Regions from separate parts of the Homo sapiens genome. Here region 1 is linked to region 2. A link is a contact called in ENCODE Hi-C or POLR2A ChIA-PET data. All regions are on one chromosome and are shown on one strand. Each heading gives the region's core, a stretch centred on a gene start or an enhancer-like site at or near the end of the contact. The rest is flanking DNA. Distances are from core to core; before and after follow the strand shown.

Region 1 (4,786 bases), core at 2,001-4,500, 50 kb after region 2:
TATCAGCTGTTCTTTGTATTTCTGGTAGAATTCGGCTGTGAATCTGTCTGGTCCTGGGCTTTTTTTGGTCGGTAGGCTGTTAATTACTACCTCAATTTCAGAGTTTTTGTTATTGGTCTATTCAGGGATTCAGCTTCTTCCAGAAGGGGTGGCCAGCCCCTGCACACCTGTGGGCGTTTCTCGTCAGGTGGAACGAGAGACTTGAGAAAAGAAAGAGACACAGAGACAAAGTATAGAGAAAGAAAAGTGGGCCCAAGGGACCGGCGCTCAGCATGTGGAGGACCCGCGCCCGCCGGCAAAGGTCTCTGAGTTCCCTCAGTATTTATTGATCATTATCTCTACCATCTCGGAGAGGGGGATGTGGCAGGACAATAGGGTAATAGTGGGGAGAGAGTCAGCAGGAAAACATGTGAACAAATGTCTCTGTGTCATAAACAAGGTTAGAAAATGTGCTGTGCTTTGATGTGCACATACATAAACATATCTGGTGCATTAAAGAGTAGTATTGCCGTCAGCATGTCTCACCTCCAGCCTTAAGGTGGTTTTCTCCTGTCTCAGTAGATAGAACATACAATCGGGTTTTACACCGAGACATTCCATTGCCCAGGGATGAGCAGGAGACAGATGCCTTCCTCTTATCTCAACTGCAAAGAGGCCTTCCTCTTTTACTAATCCTCCTCAGCACAGACCCTTTATGGGTGTCGGGCTGGGGGACGGTCAGGTCTTTCCCTTCCCACGAAGCCGTATTTCAGACTGTCACATGGGGAGAAACCTTGGACAAGACCTGGCTTTCCTAGGCAGAGGTCCCTGCGGCCTTCTGCAGTGTTTTGTGTCCGTGGGTACTTGAGATTAGGGAGTGGTGATGATTTTTAACAAGCATACTGCCTTCAAGCATTTGTTTAACAAAGCACATCCTGCATAGCCCTAAATCCATGAAACCTTGAGTCGACACAGCACATGTCGTAGGGAGCACAGGGTTGGGGGTAGGGTTGCAGATTAACAGCATCTCAAGGCAGAATAATTTTTCTTAATACAGAACAAAATGGAGTCTCTTACGTCTACTTCTTTCTGCATTGACACAGTAACAGTCTGATCTGCCTTTCTTTTCCCCACACTACCTGGTTTAGTCTTGGTAGGGTGTAGGCATCCAAGAGTTTATTCATTTCTTCTAGATTTTCTAGTTTATTTGTGTAGAGGTGTTTATAGTATTCTGTGATGGTAGTTGGTATTTTTGTGGGGTCAGTGGTGATACCCCTTTAACATTTTTTGTTGAGTCTATTTGATTCTTCTCTCTCTTCTTCTTAGTCTAGCTAGTGGTCTGTTTTGTTACTTTTTTTAAAAAACAGACCCTAGATTCATTGATTTTTTTTTGGAGTGTTTTTTTTGTGTGTGTGTGTCTCTGTCTCCTTCAATTCTTCTCTGATCTTATTTCTTGTCTTCTGCTAGCTTTTGGGTTCATTTGCTCTTGCCTTTCTAGTTCTTTTAATTGTGATGTTAAGGTGTTGATATGAGATCTTTCTAGCTTTCTGATGTGGGTATTTAGTGCTATAAATTCCTCTCTTAACACTACTTTATCTGTGTCCTGGAGATTCTGGTACATTGTCTCTTTGTTCTCATTGGTTTCAAAGCACTTCTTGATTTCTGCCTTAATTTCATTATTTACCCTGGAGCCATTCAGGAGCAAGTTGTTCAGTTTCCATGACATTGTGTGGTTTTGAGTGAGCAATACTAACCTTAAATGTAAATGGGCCAAATGCCCCAATTAAAAGACACAGACTGGCAAATTAGCTAAGTGGTCAAGACTCATCTGTGTGCTGTATTCAGGAGACCCATCTTCCGCACAAAAACACATACAGGCTCAAAAGAAAGGGATGGAGGGAAATTTACCAAACAAATAGAAAGCAAAAGAAAGCAGAGGTTGCAGTCCTAGTCTCTGATAAAACAGACTTTAAATCAACAAAGATAAAAAAAGACAAAGGCATTACGTAATGGTAAAGGAAACAGTTCAACAAGAAGAGGTGACTATTCTGAATATATATGCACCCAAGGAGCACCCAGATTCATAAAACAAGTTCTTAGAGACCTACAAAGAGACTTAGATTCCCACACAATAATAATGGGAGACTTTAACACCCCACTGTCAGTATTAGATCAACGAGACAGAAAATTAACAAGGATATTCAGGACTTGAACTTAGCTCTCTATCAAGTGGACCTGATAGACGTCTGCAGAACTCTCTACCCCAAATCAACTGAATATACATTCTTCTCAGTGCCACATGGCACTTATTCTAAAATTGACCACATAATTGGAAGTAAAACACTCTTCAGCAAATGCAAAAGAACTGAAATCATAACAAACAGTCTCTCAGATCACAGTGTAATCAAATTAGAACTCAGGAAATGTTATCTTTCTAGAAAGACAAGGAACTGGAGATATTGTAATGATAGTTTGTGTAAAACCTTTAACTTTTACAGTATCTTCATATTAATAATTTCCTTCATTTATTGCCTTATAAGAAAGGTGTAATAGACAACTGGTGATTGTGGATAAGGGGTAGCAAAATCTTTTCCCTTTTTGCATGAAAACTTTACCTTTGGTTAACTCCCTCTCTTTGTTCCCTTGGTAATGTGATAAAATATTTCAACTGTGTTACTAGGCAACATTATTTATGGTAAGTATAACTTATGATTGTCAAACTGCATCTGTACTGGGAGAAACTACAAACTACAAATACTTGATGTGGACTCTTGTAACTAAACATGCCCCTTGAGGGACCCTGGAAGCTATACCTATGGAGTTGTTACAAGAGATACTGGCTTTTGAGGGACATTAGGCTTGTAAACCAGAGTGGCTTTCATACATGCTAATGTGGAACTTTTCTGGTCTGAGTGGTGTGTTTTATGCATGTAAGACTCTGCCTTACTATTAATTAGTGTCTGAGTCACCTATTGTTGGGAGGTAGTTGTTTGTGTGTGTGAGTAGGGGTGTGAAAATGAAATATTTTACATAAATTCTTTATTAGCTTAGGTACAAGTATATTTATTTCCTGTTGCAGTTTTCTTTAATTTATTGTATTGGGCTGAACAGAACTTCCTGTTTTTCTTGTAAACCATTCCCTACAACCACCATAACTTTCCCTAGCACCTGTGAGCTCTATACTTGTTGTGTTTGGACTTGTTCCATCTTAAATATTTGTGGTTTCTGCCTCTGTGGATTATACCCTGTAAATCTTACTCCCTAGTCATACCTAGGTTGATCAGTTGGCAGCCTGACTGCCTCTGAATGAGAAGTATGAGCAGGATAACTAGGCTTTTGAAAATGCCAGGAATGTTTAGTTTGGAGAAGGGATTTGATTTTGGTTATTTTACGTATTAGATTCTAACTGATCACTTCTGATTATGGGAGAAAGAAGATGACAGCAGAATGATTAATTTTTTAATTTCTATGAAACACAGGCAGTGTGTTTATAAACATTTTCTTACATTAACTTTTAAAATGGGCATATTTGCTCCCATTTTATAAGTGAGGAAACAGGCTTACAAGGGTAAGGAAATTGTTCAAGATTACCTAGTTGTAATTTTTTAAAATTAAAAAATTACTCTTTTTTTTGAGGTATGGTCTCACTCTGTCACCCAGGCTGGAGTGCAGTGGCACGATCACAGCTCACTGCAGCCTCAACCTCCAGGGCACAAGAGATTCTCCACTTCAGCTTCCCAAGTAGCTAGGACTACAGGCGGTGTACTACCAACCATGCCTGGCTAATTTTTTTGTACTTTTTATAGTGACGGGGTTTTACCATGTTGTCCAGACAGGTTTTGAACTCCTTGGCTCAAGTAATCCTCCTGCCTTGGCCTCCCAAAGTCCTGGGATTGCAAGTGTTAGCTACCATGCCCGTACCCTAGTTCTAAATGTTAATATGGAACTTGAACCCAGACATGTCTGACAGCAAAGCCTATTGTTTTTCCATTGAAACCACACTATTGATATTAAAATACTTCTTAATGTATTTTCATGTAAGATGAAAAGATGTAAAAAAACCTGCCTTATTTGTTTTTGTGGTTTGAGCATAGTGAAAGTATTCAGGATGGAGCTTTAGCACTTACTATCCTATGAGTACAGATGTGACTTTTTTTGAAAGCAGAATTTTTTTTTTCTACTACTGCTTGTGTTTCCGGACTTAAAGTTTACTTGATAGATGGAAGTGTAGATTATTGGCTAAATATATAATCATAATAGCCACTCAAATGAAATCGTCATTTTATTTCCCTTATTGTACTTATTTTGGTTTAGAATTGATAACTTTTATTCAAGTATTTTGCATAGTTCTTTAACTTGATTGCCATGTGGCCATATGCTTTTTTTTTTTTTTTGAGACGGAGTCTCGCTCTGTCGCCCAGGCCGGAGTGCAGTGGTGTGATCTCGGCTCACTGCAAGTTCTGCCTTCCGGGTTCGTGCCATTCTGCTGCCTCAGCCTCCCGAGTTGCTGGGACTACAGGCGCCTGCCACTCTGCCCAGCTAATTTTTTGTATTTTTAGTAGAGATGGGGTTTCACCATGGTCTCGATCTCCTGACCTCATGATCCGCCTGCCTCGGCCTCCCAAAGTGCTGGGATTACAGGCGTGGGCCACCGTGCCCAGATGTTTTTTTTTTTTAATGATGAAAACAGTAGGCTTTACTTGAGGTCTTTTCTTTTTTATTTATAGTTTTAAAATAATCTGGTTGAGCTTATGCAAGAAAAAATATCCTAAAATTCAGGCTTTTATAGTTTTATAGTTTTATAATG
Region 2 (4,725 bases), core at 131-2,630:
ATATAAAGAACTGTCAAAACTCAATAATAAATTCAGTTAGAAAACAGGAAAAAGCTTGGACACCTCATTTAGGAAGATCTGGATGGAAAATAAACATAAGAAAAGTTTCTCAACATTTTTAGTTAGTAGAGAAATAAATGCAAATTAAAATCACAAGGAGATACCACTTTAAACATTTATACATGAATGTTTAAACTTAAAAACACAAACCATATCAAATGATGGTGAGGATATAGAGCAACTAGAACTCTGAAACCCGCTGGTGGGAATATAAAATAGTACAACTGTGTAAAACTATGCGGCAATTTTTTAAGCACATATACAATTCTATGACTTGGCCATTCCACTCCTAGGTACTAACCCATGAGATATGAAAACATATGTCCATACAAAGACTTGCACACAATAGCAGCTTTATTTGAAACAATTCAAAACTGGAAGCAGTCCAAACACCTATTAAAAGGTAGATAAACAAATTGTGTTATATTCATGCAGTGGAATAGTAACAGCAATAAAACCCAACAAACTCTTGACACATAGGACGAAATTTATCAATCAAAATAATTATGCTATTGGAAAGAAGCTAGATTAAATGTTCATACTGTATGATTCTATTATCGTAAAATTCTAGAAAATGCAAACTAATATATGGTGACAGAAAGCAGAACGGGAGCTGGGAGGAGTCAGGTATTACAACCGGGCATGAGGAAACTTTGAGGTGATGGAAAAGTTTATCTTAATTGTGGAGGTGATTTCAACAGTGTATACATATGTTCACCCTTAACAAATTATGCACTTTTGATATCTGCAGTTTATTGTACTTTAACCTTCAAGCTGTTAAAAATTAACCGGAGATAATTTTCAATTGTTGTGTAAGGTTTGCCACAAAGTGTAATATCTGCAAAGAAGCAGACAACTAATTTTTTCTTCTTAAGATTGTGGAAAAAGTTGTAATACTACAGAGAGCTGTGGAATCTAAGGATTAGTTGACCAACGCTTGTAAAGCTACCAATCTGAAAAACACATTTTCAGTTACCAAAGTTATTTTCTCTCTTCCATCGTGTAAATAGAATGTCGGGGTTCTTCTAATTTGGGTGTTTCTAAAATTTAAATCCACGTGAACAGATTAGGAAAGACCACGAAATCCTACGTCACCTCTAAAGTCACAGCTTGAAGCCTTGCGAAAGGAACTGGCCCTAGACCCCACCCCGGCCTATAAATCACCAGGGCGCAGCCTCAGTGCCTGGGGGTCGGCAGCAGCCAGCGTCAGGCGGCTCCCGCACGCTTCTTCCTAGGCGGCAGGCCGTGGCTGCCACGTGACTCCCGCTAACACCGGATGATGGCGCAGCGCTGTGCACGCAGGCGCAGTGTGGGGCCCTTGCGGTCGAAGCTCACGCGGTAAGCCGCTGCACGTGTGCTACGGCGGGCGGAGGGCCGAAAGTCCAGTATGTGGGTCCAGGGTCACTCTTCTAGAGCTTCCGCAACGGAAAGTGTGAGGTCAGTAGTAGTTTTTGTGGTACGTGCAGTGGTGGCCGCTTCAAGGACTATTTTCGTCGCTGCTTGCGTTTTAAGTCTCCAATCCTGGGACGAGGCCCATTTCAGGGTTTTCTGTCACCTTCTAGCCGCCCGCCACCCCAGAGGGGTGCCAGATGCCCCAGTTTTTGAGTGCATGCAGGCAGGCGAAAGTGGCTCGAAAAGACCTCCGGCCTGAATGATCTCCATGAAGACGCGGTCACGCAGCCTCCACACTCTCTTCCCCTTCTCGAAAATTCTGTGCCATTTAAGTTTCAAAATCCCTTATAAAATAAGTGTCAGAGAGCTACGTGTACCCGTTTCTTCCAAATTTTCATCACGAAGTGGAGATTTGGACGTACTATTTTGTGATCTCTGTTTGCAGAAAGTGGGTACGGCATCAGTGCCTTCATAATCAGGGCAAGTCATTTTAAAATAAGATTTAAAAACTACTCTAGAAGTAGCTTCTTGGAGTGTGTGGAGAGATTTCCAAAGTAATTTTAACTTTTACTGAATTTAAGCCTTAATGCTTTCCGTGGGAATATATAGTCTCCCTAAAAGTTATTACAGCTTTTCAGTCAGTTGAATTTAAAAACTGCTTTTTGACCAGTAGAAAAGAACCCTTGCTTTGGAGACATTTTCATGCCACTTACGAAAAATTTTTTTAAAAAATTAAGTTGTGACAAAGTAATCCATTTTTAAAATTTTATTTTTCTGTGATGAGGAGTTAATGTTTTCCTTTTCATAATGAGAGAGCATTTGAAACTTTAGTATAGTGGTGTTCCTAGACAACTTTTAAAGCTCTTAAAAAATTGCGGTGGCTTAGGCCTGTAATCCCGGCACTTTGAGAGGCCGAGGTGGGCAAATCACAAGGTCAGGAGTTCAAGACCAGCCTGGCCAACATGGTGAAACCCCGTCTCTACTAAAAATACAAAAATTAGCTGGACGTGGTGTCACGCGCCGGTAATCTCAGCTACTTGGGAGGGTGAGGCAGGAGAATTGCTTGAACCCGGGGGGTGGAGGTTGCAGTGAGCTAAGATCTCCAGCCTGAGCGACAGAGCAAGACTTCGTTTGGGGGGAAAAAAAAAAAAACCCATAAAAAATCTGTGTTTTAATTTTCCTTCAACACTTATGAATGGAAAGTGCAGTATTTTAGTATATTACAGATAAAATTACATAGTGTACATTTATTTTGGAATATTTTTGCATTTGATAAAGTATAATATTATGTAATTAAAATTATTTTTGAAGTAATAGGCAAAATTTTAGGTATTTTTGCAGTCTTTAATCCCACGGAATCTTCAAAAATAGTAACCACCGTGCCTTTTACATAAAATAGACTACCAGTTTAAAGCATTTGTTCTATTACTTGTAATGTTTCTCTTTGTTTACATTGTGGAAGTCCTTTTTATGGGAGGATATTTTCTAAAAAAAGAATATGTACATTGTTTCAAAGTATTGATTTATGTAAGTGATCAAAATGTATATGAGTTCAGTATAAGTTTGTAAAAGTTTGGCTAGAGATAATTTTAAGGATAGAGATTATATATGATAAAATTGCATCTACTACAAAATACTCAAAAGAATTAGTTAGTGAAGGAAATATTGAGCTCATTTTTAATATAGAGTTTGAATTTTGATAACTGCATTTAGGACAAAACATTTGTAAGAATTGAACATGATGTAGTTTAGTCTTCATTCATTATTAATGGTGGATTATTGTAATCTAATTTAAGGTATTGTTCTAGTTTTTCAGGAATTGTTCAAATGGATGAAGATACACATTACGATAAAGGTACTGACACTAAAAATTATTTTGGGGTGTAAGAGCTAGATGATACTGATTAATTTCTAATTTTCCTTGTATTGTGATTTGATTTTAGTGGAAGATGTGGTTGGAAGTCACATAGAAGATGCAGTAACATTTTGGGCCCAGGTAAATAGCAAACTGGTTGATATCCCCCCTCACCTCCCCCAATCCAGTTCCTCCCCAACAAAAACAAAAATAAAACCCAGGAATAAATACATTTGTCATTCTCATTGCCTAATATTTATTGAATTATTTATCACCAGGCATTATTAGGAGACAAATGTTGACAGCTGTGATGTTACTTGACTCATTATGAGTCAAGTGTTATGCCCATAATACACCAAGTTTGAAAAAAGAAAATTGGCAAGATTGTGATTTCAGAATTCCACTCAATTCTAGGCTGCTTTTGCTGGATTCTGAGAGCCTGTTGTATTTGTGAAGTTATAGCCCCATCTAGGGGTCTTTTATAAGATTGTTTCTTGAAGGAGGATAAGTTAAAAATCTCGGTCGTTTTTTCTAATGGCTTAAATTTGAGATGTGGTATTTTTCTCATTATAGAATTGGAAGCATGAATGAAACATTTCTGATTTTCTGTTGGGAGGGTGTCAGTTAGGTAAGGTTACTCAGTTTTAAATACAAAGCAAGCACTGAAGGGCTGTGTTCCACAATTTAAGAAGGTAAATTCCTCTGATGCACAGAACGACCTGCTAATTTTTGGTTTTGTAAACTATACATGATACGGAAGGGAAAGAAATTACGTTTCTCTATACTCCCTACAGCATGGGAACTCCTTTTGGTGGGGGGTGAGGTGAACTCGTAATGTGGGAAATAAGGAGAATATATGAGAAGAAAGTTCTAGAAGAATATGATTAACCCAGAGTTCTTAAATATATAGTCATGCATCACTTAATGACTGGGATACATACAGAGAAATGCATCATTAGGCAACTGCGTCGCTGTATGAACATCATAGAATGTACTTAGAGAAACCTGGATGATATAGCCTACCACATACCTAGGCCATGTGGTGTACCTGTACCTCATGTTACTGTACTGAATGCTGCAGACAATTGTAACACAATATTAAGTCTTTATGTATCTAAACATGAAGGTACAGTAAAAACATATTATAAAAGATTAAAAAGTGGTACACCTGTATAGGGCACTCACCATGAATGGAGCTTGCAGGATTAGAAATTGCTTTGGGTGAGTCATTGAGTGAGTAGTGAGGAATGTGAAGTCCTGGGACATTACTGTACACTACTGTATACTTTATAAATACCATACACTTAGGCTACACTAAATTTATAAAAATATTTTTCTTCAATAAACCTTAGCTTACTGTAACTTTTAATAAACTTTTGACTCATTTGTAGTAACACAGCTTAAAACAAACATTGTAG

Evidence for each region. A loop is a pair of places that touch in the nucleus more often than their neighbours do. ChIA-PET counts read pairs that join two places held with the same protein, here RNA polymerase II (POLR2A). Pooled maps may share reads with other maps.
Region 1: a map of Panc1 shows a loop between it and region 2 (4-fold over the local background). The contact joins the enhancer-like site here to the promoter of STK31 in region 2. A Hi-C loop is called at or near these places in 5 of 168 maps with a recorded cell type or tissue (Calu3, PC-3, PC-9 and 2 more) and 3 of 50 pooled maps. POLR2A ChIA-PET finds 5 or more read pairs at or near these places in 5 of 52 experiments (BJ, HEK293, PC-9 and 2 more).

Annotation. Positions count from the first base shown.
Region 1 is chr7:23,757,066-23,761,851 of GRCh38, forward strand. All of the region lies in intron 10 of STK31 (serine/threonine kinase 31), which reads left to right. Among named protein-coding and RNA genes, the nearest start is that of STK31, 49 kb to the left of the region's middle. Within about 2 kb of position 3,251, at least 4 of the 41 ENCODE cell types and tissues checked have a DNase peak (open chromatin) inside an H3K27ac peak, as active enhancers do; they include PC-9 and Panc1, where a contact is called at or near this core.
Region 2 is chr7:23,708,839-23,713,563 of GRCh38, forward strand. It overlaps STK31 (serine/threonine kinase 31), which reads left to right and starts at 1,381. Exons shown (of 24, transcript NM_031414.5): 1 at 1,381-1,497; 2 at 3,261-3,307; 3 at 3,396-3,448. The coding sequence starts at 1,448.